Regions from separate parts of the Homo sapiens genome. Here region 1 is linked to region 2. The links are chromatin contacts, found by Hi-C in ENCODE. All regions are on one chromosome and are shown on one strand. The core of a region is the stretch at or near the end of the contact, and the rest is flanking DNA. Distances in the headings are between cores, read along the strand shown.

Evidence for each region. Hi-C counts contacts between places; a loop is a spot of excess contacts on that map. Pooled maps may share reads with other maps.
Region 1: a map of Right ventricle myocardium inferior shows a loop between it and region 2 (2.4-fold over the local background). The contact joins two enhancer-like sites. A Hi-C loop is called at or near these places in 2 of 168 maps with a recorded cell type or tissue (Right ventricle myocardium inferior and endothelial cell of hepatic sinusoid) and 3 of 50 pooled maps.

The regions. Positions count from the first base shown.
Region 1 is chr5:36,564,993-36,571,917 of GRCh38, reverse strand. No RefSeq gene overlaps it. Among named protein-coding and RNA genes, the nearest start is that of SLC1A3, 38 kb to the left of the region's middle. Within about 2 kb of position 2,242, at least 5 of the 41 ENCODE cell types and tissues checked have a DNase peak (open chromatin) inside an H3K27ac peak, as active enhancers do.
Region 2 is chr5:36,520,309-36,526,899 of GRCh38, reverse strand. No RefSeq gene overlaps it. Among named protein-coding and RNA genes, the nearest start is that of SLC1A3, 83 kb to the left of the region's middle. Within about 2 kb of position 4,784, at least 3 of the 41 ENCODE cell types and tissues checked have a DNase peak (open chromatin) inside an H3K27ac peak, as active enhancers do.

The DNA of each region.
Region 1 (6,925 bases), core at 993-3,492, 48 kb before region 2:
ACTTCGCATTCAATTCCATACATTAAGAACATCTACTATGTGCTTGGCACAAGGCCAGGAACTGGGGGTATAAAGAATAAGTTAGTTCTTCCTCTCCAGGGGCTGGGAATGGCAGATATATAAACAATTGACTATACACAATTGATGAGTTCTAAAACAGAGTAAAGAATAAGATACCTTGGAGATAGGGAAGAGGGAGTAGTTAATATTATGTAAGAGTGAAGTAAAGAGAAGATGAAGAAAGAAGTTACATTTGAGCTGAACCTTGGAAAGACTGGTGAGACATTTCCCAGGAGGAGAGGAGGACAAAGATGTTCCAAGTACAGTGAAAAAACGGCAAAAACTTGGAAGTATACCAGCTTCTGGGGTGGATATAGGTTGATGTAAAACATACTGCAAAGGATAGAATAGCTCATGGAAAAAGACCCAGATAGAAAGGTGGACATTTTACTACCAACTCAAGGCAAACTATTCAAAAGCAAGTCAGGGAGGATGGGAGAAGGAAGGAAACCCACAGACCACCTCTCTCTATGGTATAATCAGCTTGATGGCTGACACTTGTATGGCCCTAGAGACTTTAATAATCTTTATGTCCCAAAGATTCTGGGAGGGTCGGGAGATTGGACATGCATGGGAAAGTTTGGTTGTGAATACCCTGTCTTTCTTATGCTGGAGTCTGTACAAGGTTTTGGGCAACTAGTTTTCTGCACATGTTTACTTTAAGTCACAGACACCACGATCTTGGGGTTACGTGGATCTCAGAGGCTCCTCGCTCCCTGATGTGAAGATACCTGTGAAAAATTGGGTAGAAATCAAGTGTTTGTCAATGATGGGAGAAAGGGTTGCATGAAAAAGTCAGGACTTATGTTCCTCTTGAGGCCTAAATGGAGATGAGCAGGTGCACCTAGCAGAGAAGGGTAGTCTGTGCTCAGGCACAGGTATGGACGTCAACAAGATACATGGGAGAATGTGGAAACCTTCCTCAAATGAACAGAGTACTTGTGTCCCCAGGAGCAAGCTTACGTCAGCAAGGCTGTTTATAAAGCATTTATATCGGACTTGAGAGGACTGTGCAGGCTTCTGAGCAATGGGTAGTGAAAGGGACTTTTTAGGAAGATTATTCTGGATGAGTGGAGAGCCTGGAGTCCCTGATTAAATTTGCATTTTTAATTCCTGGGTTCTTATGAAGTAGAAGGAAGCTTTCATGTAATTTTCATGATAAGCAGATTGAATGGACACCCATCAGCCTCTTACTCTTCACAACTGAGAGTTCTGGAGTTTAGGGTAAACATAGGACTGAGTTAAGGAAAAATGGCCTGAAGCCTGCATTGAGTAGCTGAAATCAGCAGGCGTTTTATCATCCCTGTGCCATGCCAGTGGCTTTTCCCGAGTGTTTTTTATCTGTGTTTGCTTCAACCTCAGGGGACAATCTGTTCAGTTACCATAAGGGATACCTTCAAAGAGTTTTCTTGGACAAGATCCACTCATGTGGTCAGCTGTGACCTCATCTCCCTGCTCCGGGGGCCCTGTTTTGGGGCTTGATATCTTGAATTTCTGCTTGAATAGGAAGCAGAAAGGCCCTTCTTTTGAATGCCTCTCATTTTGGAACACAACAAAAACCACCAGTTAGCTTGTTAAATATTTTTCCAGGTTTTTTCTTATTTTTAAATAATTTAGCCCATTGCCCTGCTTACTGTCAGGAACCATTAGGAAAGCCCACTGCTTATCATCTTTTCAAAAACATACAAAAAGTGGGAGGTTTGGGGAGATGCACAGGAGAGTAAGTCTTTTCAATTTCTGGCACAAAATTTGGAACTGTAAGGAAAGAATAGAAATACTGGTTCAGATTTTCCTAAACTAAATTGTGAACTCGATGCTTCTACCAGCGACCAAAATACTCATCTCATGGAAATTTTCACACTTCTCTTTCTTAGCTGTCTCTTCAAATTTGAAACTGTCCAGAGAGGAGTCTATATTCCTCCATTTTATTTATTCTTGAAAGTGAGGACCCCTTGGCTGACTCCTGCAACCCTCTGGGGAAGTCATGTATCATGGTACCTTTCTCCTGCCTGGCTCAACCAGCTATGGGTACAAATTCAAGTCCCCCAACGACTATATTCATATCTTCCTCCAGTAGCAAACGGGCTTGTGTAGATTCAGTGTGAAGAGAAGCTGCAGGGGTGGGTGGGTGTGTGTGAGAGGACCGGTCTCTTGCTGCAGCCCTGGAGCGTGAAGCTGTGCACGGGACTGGACCTGCTTTCAGAACCAACCTCCTCTGCCAGAAACAACTTATTCCCTGAAGAGCTTCTGACTCATGCCTCTAATAGGACTATTATGGTTTCCTGGCAGCAAATTTGTCCTTTTGAAATGTAGGACTTTTTTTTTCTTTTTGTAATTTGAATTATCAGTTGACCTATGTAGACAAGTTCTCCTGTTCCATGCTTTCATGGTACTCTTGGAAGCTCAATTCACAATATCCATTTGTAGGACTAGATTTTAAATTTCTTGCATGCAAAGACTAGTCGTCTGTCCTAGTTACTAGTGTATGTCCAGTATCTGGCATAGTGAATGGATTTTTCATTGAACGAACAAAGGAATGAATGAATGAATGGTGTGTTATTCCTATACGGTCCTACCAAGGAAGAAAGATTTTAGGAGACATTAGACCTCCCAAAGCCGTAGCAGGGGACAGCTAAGGAACATGTCCCAGAATTTTCTTAGGTTTTCATTGGGACTCAATTCAGCAATTGTGTGTTCATCTGGTTTCTAGGCCATGATAGAGTAGAAGTAAATTAAGGAGGTGGGATGCTGCTAGAAAGAGATGACTCTGATAGGAAAAAAGGGAACAACTTAGAGTCTGGCAAAAGGCAGGCCTAATTTTAATAAAGTGTAGGGGTTTGAGGCTATTGAATGCAGGGGCAGATGACCCTAAACTTTACAAGCAGTGAGATCATCACTATACTATACCGAAATACAATAGTTGGACTGGCAGTGAGAATCTTCAGTTATCTGGAAAGTTTACTTCCATTAACTAGTTTATGTTCAAATGATGCTAGGCCACTGAGGTATTCTATTAACACTCTTTGACATATCAATTTTATCTATCCTGAGCACTTTAGAAAATCCACCACTCTCTTTGACACAGATAATAATAATTGTATCCCATTCTGCTTCTACTTCACCCAACGTAGGATAAGATGTTCCTCAATGGCAATAGCATGGCAGCCTTTTTGCAAAGGAAGAGAATCCTCTCCTAATTCTGCTTGGAACACAGGGATCTTTATGCACATCTGTATTGGAAATTGCTTTCAACAAAAAAAGGGAAGACTGAGAGAAGAAAGCAATGACACGAAGTAATCCTGAGGGTGACAGGGATGCTAAGACATGGAGTTCAACTAACAAAGAAATAGAAATTTCTAAAAATGTCATGGGAGAGACAAATAGAGAGACGCAGCCTGAAAGAGGATGGGGAAGTTTTATTCAGGCCATGGAGTGGCAGGTGTTTGCCAACAGGAGCTGTGATTCTTCCAAAACCTTTTAATGTTCATGGCACACAGAACAATATTTGTTTCAAATTTTTAGGCAAGGAGAAAAACACTGCATGACTTAAGCCAAACAGAAGTCCCTATTCCAGAATTTAATATTTGAGGGCATACATGGGTTTCTCTTTTTTCGTCTCTTATTTTAAGCAGGCACCAGGTTGTCTAGCTTGGGAAATGCCACTCAATTAACACCTGAAAGCACTAGGTACATAATGTGAAATACAAGAAACTGTTACATTCAAAAGGATGCTGAGGAAAAATGAACTCTTCAATATCCAGTTTATATTAATTGTGAAAACAAGATTATAAAGAAAACCAATTTAAATAGAAAAATTTAAACATAAAAAATTCACTCTTACAAAACTGCTTTCCAGTTTTATATATTATTTTCTAATCTTTGGCAATATGCTTGTATATTTTTACATAATTACAATCACAGTGTATACATACTTTTTTTTTTTTTTTTTGAGACGGAATCTTGCTCTGTCATGCAGGCTGGAGTGCAATGGCGTGATCTTGGCTCATGGCAACCTCTTGTCTCCCCAGTTCAAGTGATTCTCCTGCCTCAGCCTCCCGAGTAGTTGGGATTACAGGCAGCTGCCATCATGCCCAGCTAATTATTGTATTTTTGTAGAGATGGGGTTTCACCATGTTGGCCAGGCTGGTCTTGAACTCCTGACCTCAGGTGATTCGCCTGCTGCGGCCTCTCAAAGTGCTGGGATTACAGGCCTTGAGCCACCACTCCTGGCTTGTTATGTACTTTTGTATTAACTTTTTTTGGTGACTAAATATTCCATGGAGGCTGCTATTTGGAAAAAAGCTCATCGATTCAGGGAAGAGAGGAGTTAGTTCTTTATCTCACTCTGTAAGCCAATTTAAGTTACAGATTGGATGATAAGACATAAAGATAAAACCTTTGTTAGAAAATAAAATAGAAAAAAATCATATAGCTGTCAAAAGCAACAAAAAATACAAAGTAACTAGGAATAAACTTAAAATGTGTAAGACCTGCCTGAAAGAAACTAAAAACTTTCCTGAGAGAACAAAAAGACCATTAAATACAGAGACACGTTATGTTCCTGGACAGAAGACTTTCTATAGTAAAGATGTAAATTCTCCCCTAATATCTATAGCTGTAACATTTTCAATCAAAATGCCAATAGAATTTCTCTTAGAATTTGACAAAATGCTTCTGAAGTTCACATGGAAGAATTAACAAAAGAGAAAACAAAAGAAAATGTTGAACAGGAAGGGAATGATAAGGCTCTGCTGTATCAGAGATTAAGATACATTGTAGTGCTACAGCAAATAAAATTGTATGAAACTGGCCCAGAAACAGATAAACAGATAATTGAAAAGACAACAGAAACTACAGAAAGGGACTCAAGTATATATATTTAAGATATGATAAGGGAAGCTAGTTACCCATTTGGAAAAATAAAGTTAGTACACTAGGGCATACCTTATAATAAAATATATTCCTGTAAGATTAAAGTATTTAATGTAAAGGGAGACATTAATTAAATACAAAAATAGATAAATATTTAATCTTGGGATTAAAATCATAACACGCAATCATGAAGGAAAGACTTGAAATTAAAATGGTCTATTTGGGGAAAAAACACATAGTTAACAAGTAAATGACAAAATATGAAGAAATGAGGCCTGGTGTGGTGGCTCATGCCTGTAACCCCAGCTCTTTGGGAGGCCAAGCTGGGTGGATCACCTGAGGTCAGGAGTTCAAGACCAGCCTGGCCAACCTGGTGAAATCCTGTCTCTACTAAAAGTACAAAAATTAGCTGGGCGTGATGGCAGGCACCTGCAGTCCCAGCTACTTGAGAGGCTGAGGCAGAAGAATCACTTGAACCTGGGATGCGGAGGTTGCAGTGAGCCAAGATCGTGCCATTGCACTCCAGCCTGGGCAACAGAGCGAGCAAGACTCTATCTCAAAAAAAAAAAAAAAAAAAAAAAAAAAAATAGAAGAAACGGCAATATGTGTGACAGAATGACAGACACAGAATTATTTTTCTTAATATATAAAGAGACCTTAATCATCACTTTAAAAATCAGACTACCATAAAAAAAGAACAAAGAACATGAACAGGAAATTCATAGAATTACTGTAAATGACATTTAAATTATGAATATTACATACTAAATAAATGACAACACAAAATTCAGGACAGGTTTTGTTTATCAAAGTTTTTTTGATAGTAAGTACTCTGTGATGATGAGGATATGGAGAAATATACTTTCTTGTATGCAAATTTTTTATCATTAGGAGTGCAAATACTAAAATCTTTCTGAAAGGTAATTTAATAAAATATTGCATCAAAAGGCTTAAATTAATATAGACTAATTGATCCAGAAACTCACTTTGAGCAATCTATCTTAAGAAAATTATGTAAAGGTACAAAGAGTGTAACTATGATATTTTTCATTGTCTTTTTTGCCTCAGATTTTAACCCTCCAGAAAATTCTATGAAATATTTGATATTCTTAAAGAAAACTTTGTATTATGAAAAAAGTCAAACAAATAGGACAGTAGAAAGAATATTTTAGTGAGCACTCACGTATCCACCACCTGCCCAGATTTCATGCTTGCTAATATTTTGTCATATTTGCTTCATCTATTTCTCTTTCTCTCATCTGCTTATCATCTGTTCATCTTTCATTTTTGCTAAACATTTACAACTAATTTTCAGAAAGTGTGACACTTCAACTCTAAGTATGTGTGTGTTAAACTCTAAAAAAGAACATTTTTCACAGCTACAATACCATAAATTATAGTAACAAAATGAGCTATAATTTCCTAACATATCCATTTCATAATCTAATTTCTCCACTTGTCCCTCAAATACCTTTATAACTACATTTCTGAATAATGACCAATCAAAGATCATTTATTGCATTGTTATTATGTCCATTTAAATAGTAATATTGGAAATGAGAAATAACGTAAAAATTAATAGTAAGGTATCAATTCAATAAATTATGTTATAGCAAGTGAAGACTTCAGTGCCATTAACAATCTAGTAATATTTGATGATATGAAAAAGCTTTTTTTTTTTTTTTGAGAAGATCTCACTCTGTCACCAGGCTGGAGTGCAGTGGAGTGATCTCAGCTCACTGCAACCTCTGCTTCCTGGGTTCAAGAGATTCTCCTGCTTCAGCCTCCCAAGTAACTGGGATTACAGGCACGCACCACCACGCCCAGCTAATTTTTGTATTTTTAGTAGAGACGGGGTTTCACCATGTTGGCCAGGATGGTCTCGAACTCTTGACCTTGTGATCTGCCTGCCTCGGCCTCCCAAAGTGGTGGGATTACAGGCATGAGCCGCCGCGCCTGGCAGCTTTTTTTGTTTTGTTTTGGAAATAGAGTT
Region 2 (6,591 bases), core at 3,535-6,034:
TACACGTCTACAGCACCAGGGTGAAGGAGCACTTCCTTGGGGGCAGCGGCGCATATGAGTTGTTTCACAGCTTAAAGGGGGTGGAGCCCCGGAAAGCAGCCCTAGGAATGCAACTTCTCTGGACACTGGCTTGCCTGCCCAGGCTTGTCTCAGCACCTCAGGCCACCTACCTTACTTTACAGCTTTCACTCCCCAGGCTTGAAATGGCTCAGGGCTGTCCCTTTGTATAATTAGTCAACCCTTTTTAATAGCCACAAGGAAGTTCAAGCAAGTGTCTGGTTCAGGCATAGGAGGTGTGAGCTGGCAGTACTTAGGAATCATCCTCCATTCTCTGGTGCCATTCCAGAGGTTTGGAGCAGCATTTCTTATGGAGTAGCAGACTTGGGGGTCAACCGAGGGTGCTAGGTCGAAGTGAAAATTCCAGGTCTCACTCCAGGGTTCTCAAATTAAAATTCTTTGAGTGCTAGGTAGAAGTGAAAATTCCAAGTCTCACTCCAGGGTTCTCAAAATTCTTTGAGTTAGGGTGGATCTGCCTGGCAATCTTTACTTCTTAAAAACAAGGTTTTCAGGTAACTGAGGAAAAGCAAGGTTTTCAGGTAACATTTGAGGAACTGTGGGCGGTGTTTCCCAACTCCCAGATGATATCATTCACCTACTTTCTAGGCCTCTTCCCCTAAGACTTGATTCAGAGAAACGGATGGATTTGGGAATTTGTATCTTTAGCAGGTATCCCAGGTGAATCTTACCAAGAAAGTTGGAGAAACTCTGCCCCAGGTTAAGGAATGTGGGGATATTGAGGGGCTGGCCCAGGGTTTCTCTACCAGGCCAACCCTTGAAATTACCTGAGGAGTTAAAAAAAAGTATATATGCTTTTCCCACCCTTGATGCTTTCAGTGCATATCCAGATAATTATAATTAATATGCACACATCCAGCCTACAAGCACAACTTGTCCCTTTTTCAAGCTGGCTTGATTCCCATGAATTGTAGAGGATAGTTTTTTTAAAAATTTTTTTAAATTTTTAATTTTTGTGGGTACGTATATATATTTATTGGGTACATGAGATGTTTTGATACAGGCATGCATTGCATAACAGTCACATGCTGGAAATGGGGTATCCATCCCCTCAAGCATTTATCCTTTGTGTTACAAACAATCCAATTATACTCTTTTAGTTATTTTAAAATGTTCAATTAAATTATTATTGACTACAGTCACCCTGTTGTGCTGTGGAATACTAGGTCTTATTCATTCATTCTGTTTGTTTTGTATCCCTTAACCATTGCCACCTTTCCCCTACCTCCCCACTACCCTTCTCAGTCTCTGGTAGACTTCCTTCCATTCTCTTTTGGTGAGGATAGTTTTGATTACCAAGTAGAAAGCATTTGAAAGGCATTTTTAGTGGTGTTTTAGGAGGGGAAGAAAGTGGATGGTCGTGTTTAATCTGCAAACTTTACTAGAAGTCACCTGCCTTAATTTTTTTAAAATTCTTTAGTTGGTGACCATGAAAAATTAACTCTAAGAGTAAATATAGATAGATGGGCTGTGGATTCAATTGGGAGTCTCTGTAGTTGTAGAAAAGCAATTCTTTTCTCTTCTGGAGCAGAAATCTGCTTGAGAAAAAATGATGGCATTTTCATGTCAATTTACAAATGACTTAGGCACTTTTGCCTGCTTTATCTGACTTAATTGTCCCAATGGAGGATTGTGATGTGGATTTTTTATTCTGTCACTTGATGAATGAGAAACCTGGCTCTGAAAGAAGTTAAGTAACCTACCCAACATCTCACAGCCTGTGTGTGGGTATGTGTGGGGGCAGCTCTTTGTCCCTGGTCCCAGTAAAGCAAGTAGACGTATGCCAGAAAATCAATAAAGGAACATTTGCCCAAGAGACAGGGGTGGCATTGACATGGGCCTCGTCTATGGGTGAAAAGCCAGCTAGGATTTGGACAGAGAAGAGGAGGAAACAGTTATGACGTGAATGTGCTTTCTTTTATTTATTTCCTGCTGCTGCCAGTAGCCCTCAGTGAGATGTTTCCTTGGAAGTCTCCCACCTCCCTGTCTCCCAGATGAACATGACCTAAACCAGCCTACGCTCTGTCGAGGCTAGAGCAAGGCCACTCTCCATAGTCCATGACTGAGGGCAGGGGAATTCAGGGCCACACAGCACATTTTCTTTTACACAAAGCCTGCTGGCCTTTTGGGAACCGATCCTTGATGTCATTAGCACCAATAAGCGCAGCCACATGGACCTACCCACCCAGACCATAACGACAAAAACATAATCACCACTGCCATCTTGCAACTTCTCAGATGCTCCAGGAAGTTGGCAAGCTTTAGGAGAGGTGACTTCTTTTTCCCATGGCTCATTTTTGGAGCCTGCATGAAGCAGTTGACAGACACATGCTGTATTTATTGAACGGGGACTCTAAGCAAGGCCCTGTGCTAATGCCTAAGTGACCTACACCGAGGGACAAGTAGAGCCTTGAATCCTAACATGATTAGGACTGGATCACTTCAGCCTCTGCCTTGTACTCTTATTCACATGAGAACAACCACATCCATCCCAGCCAGGGAGGTCCTGGGGAGCAGCAATAGGTTCAGAGAAGAAAGAGCAACAGAAGCCGCAACACCCTTCACCAGGCCTGTGCTTTGAATTCGTGTATAATTTGTTTGCTGTTGTAGGGAAGAAGAAAACAAAAGTAGGGGGTGAAGTGTGAGTCGGAGCCACAGAGTCATCCAAGAATGGCTGGCTCCCTGGAAGGTTTCATTGCGTTGGCCTGCATTTCTTTGGCTGCCAACTTATTAGGATCCAGAGACGGCATGGAATTGCTGGCACTGGGATTCTCCTCCTTACCACACACTGGGAAATAATCCCAAACACTTGGAGCAATATGTGCAGCTGAGGTCTGGCTAGGTACGAGGGTGGAAGGAGCAGGAGGGTGCAGAGCAATGAAAGAATCAGTAGGAGGGAAAACACATTCTCTAATCTCTTCCACCAGCTGATCAAGGGCACAGGCAAGGGAAACATGAAGATGAAGGGTAGGAAGGGAGAGTGAGAGAGGAAAAAATCCATGACAAGGAAACAAACCATAAGGAGAGAGGGAGGGATGGATGTGGCTCAGCTTTCATGCTTCTGGGGTGCTTGCACAGTGGTGCCAACACACATACACATGCACACACACACATACAATGCACACATACACATGCGCACACACATATGTGCTCACACACGCAAGTACACGTGCACACACATGCACACACACATGCACATGTACATATACACATGCACGCACATGCATACACGCATCTCTGCCAGCTACCAGCCTACAAGTTAGCCAATAATTAATTTTTGGATTGTTCATCTTAACCATTCTCTTTTGAAGTATAATCACAATTAAAATACACTCTTTGCCTTTATGAGTCCCTTTCTTTAAAATACATTTACTGTGCTTGTACCACACTAATAATTTTATGATTACTTATTATTTTCCTCATAGCCACACTTTTGACCTCTAATTGAACATAAACATCTTTCATGGCAGAGGCACTATTGTTTCATTTCTTTCCAATTCTATGCTGAAGAACCATGCATGCTTTTCTTTTTCTTTTTTTTTTATTTGAGACGGAGTTTCACTCTTGTCACCCAGGCTGGAGTGCAGTGTCATGATCTCGGCTCACTGCAACCTCCGCCTCCCAGGTTCAAGTGATTCTTCCACCTCAGCCTCCTGAGCAGCTGGGATTACAGGCATGTGCCACCATGCCCAACAAATTTTTTTGTGTTTTTTTTAGTTGAGATGGGGCTTCACCATGTTGGCCAGGCTGGTCTCGAGCTCCTACCTCAGGTAATCCACCCGCCTCGGTCTCCCAAAGTACTGGGATTACAGATGTGAGCCACTGCGCCCAGCCCATGCATGCTTTTCTGCATATGCTAGGTGCTTCATAAATGCATAATTGACTATGTCCTTATAGGAAAGAAGGATTCCATGGCTTTCCTGGGCAGTGTCAGAGTGGCCGGACTTGGCAATGGGCCCAGCAACAGTTCTGCCTGCATGAGCCTTGCTTGGGTTCTGGAATGTTCAGCCTGCATTACAGTCACCTGGTCCCGTGAGGATCAGCTTCTTCTCTCATCAGGAACTTCCCTGGCCTGCTGTGGTTTGAAATCCTGCAGTATGGTTGCCCTTGAGATCTTTTTTTCCAGGACCACATTCTCAATGACACTATGTTCTCATCCAGTACTTCTGGTACTTCTGCTAATCTAACTTCCTTGGCTGGGTCCCAGTGAGGTCTTCTGTAACCCCATACTCTGAGCCAAGGAAAGTCATGTTACAGCAAAGTTCCTGCTAAACAAGAGTACTCAACTGCATGCTTTGAAGAGAATTTAAGAAAATTCTGTGGGCCTTTCAAGCTTGCCATATACTAAAACTTTTTTTTTCCACCAGCCCTACCCACATTGATTAATGAGATTCCCCATCTACTCAGAACCACATTCCAATCTCCTCCTGAACTCCTAAGGGAGAGGGAGCATACACCCAGTTGTAGTCATGCCTACCGGGAGTTACACACCAACGAATTTCTAAAGAAAGCCTAACAAAAAGGCAAATAAAGCAAGAGGATTCTCACAGACTCACTGCTGCAGGGCTTTAAAATCTCAGCCTCATCTATTGAACACTAGCCCAGGTAGGGAAAAGGCCCCGTCTTGGTACGTCTACAGAGGGCATGGAGAGACTTAAGGCTTTTTGGTTCCGGGAAATGGTAAATTGCAATGCTGAGGGGAGAAAGCCAAGTCAGCTGGCCTGGGACATGGCCTGGAGCTGAGCTTGGCATGTGTTAGTGTAGACACTGGATAGTGGCTGTAATAGGAACTTGGTCTTTCCCCCCAATAAGCCTTGTGAGGCTCTGTGCCTCTCTCAGAGGAGACACGCTGTGTGCCTGGCTTCTAGGAATCCTGCTGCGTTGTAGTGGCCGGAGGCCCTCCCACCTGGAGTCTGTGCTTCCTGGAGCCAAACAGCCAAGGACTAGCGCTTACTGAAGAGGACTGTGATAGGAACACCCGGGAATATTCAGAGTTCATTGTAAGCCTCCTGGAGAGTTAGAGTTTCTTGCTTCTTATGTGTGAATGTTTAATATGCTACCACAGCTTTAATCTATCACAATTCTTCCAAACTTTGGGGCACTTAATAATTTCCCAAAGAGCTTGTGGAAAGAAGAGATTCCCTCCCAGAGATTCTGGCTCAGTAGGGCTGAAACACACCTGGGACTCTAATGCACAGAATCTAAAGACTGCACAGTGAGAAACCCAACATTTATCAATCCCAAGGGCAGAACCTGGTCTTCAGTGCTTTCAATCATCCTCACCACCACCACCATCACTATCACAACCACCACTATCATCACCACCACCATCACCATTGCCAGCATCATCACCATCACTACCACCACTACCACCACCGTCACTATCATCACCACCACCATCACTATCACAACTACCATCACATTATCAGTATCACCATCACCACCATCACCACAACCACCACCATCTCCATCACTACCACCACCACCTCCACTACCACCTCTTCCACCACTACCACTACTGCCACCACCACCATCACTATCATCACCACCATCACCACCTCCACCACCACCATCACTACCAGCACTAACCACCACCATCACCTCACCACCACCACCAACACCACCACAACAACAACAACTATCTGGGTATTTTTATTGTCCAGTGGCCCCAGGTTCAACTGACTGCAAAGCCAGAACATTTCTCACTAGACTGCAAGGGTTTCCAAAGACCCCAGTACCTGCAAGAAACATGTACAGGGCATGATTTCTGAGTACCTGAAATATGGTAGTAAGACTGGGGAACTGAAATTTTCATTTTATTTTACTTAACTAATTTGAATGTAAATTCAAATAGCTACATGAGTCCAGTGTCTACTGTATTGGACAGGGCAGAACTAGAAGGTGAGAGGAAGAGCCTGTACTCAACATCTGCTTGCAGATTGGGTCACTGCTTCAGTCAACCCCACTGGAAAATATCAAGTCTTAGTGTGGAGTCTGAGGGTTGAGAGAATCCGGACATATACTTAGAAAAGCATGGACAATAGGTGAGAATTGACTGCTTCTCCCACTCCTCCCCCGTCTACCAGAGTACTGACTCCCACAGTCACCAACCTACGTTCATTCATGGAGGCTCTATCCTGGGAAAGGTCATGCTGCCTTTTTCTGTAATTGTGCCACTAAGAATGGGAAAAATTGGGGGTGATGATAAAGCCCACTCTAGGGGCTGCTACAGCTAAATTGTCTGACTAGACTCCAGAAGGATGTTGCAGTATTTAAGAATCTGGGCCCAGTAGCCAGGGATCCTGAGTTAAAGCTTGCCTTTGCTACTTGTCATCTCCTGCATAACCCTGGAAAATTACTTCGCAAAATATTAGTTACTTCATCTGTAGAATGAGGATAACAAAACTTCCAACTTCATCAGGTTGCAAAAAGTCAGCAGTTCTCAAACTCTTTGGTCTTCTGATCTTTTTATATTCTTAAAAATGAGGACTGCCCCCAAAACCTGTTTTGGGGGGT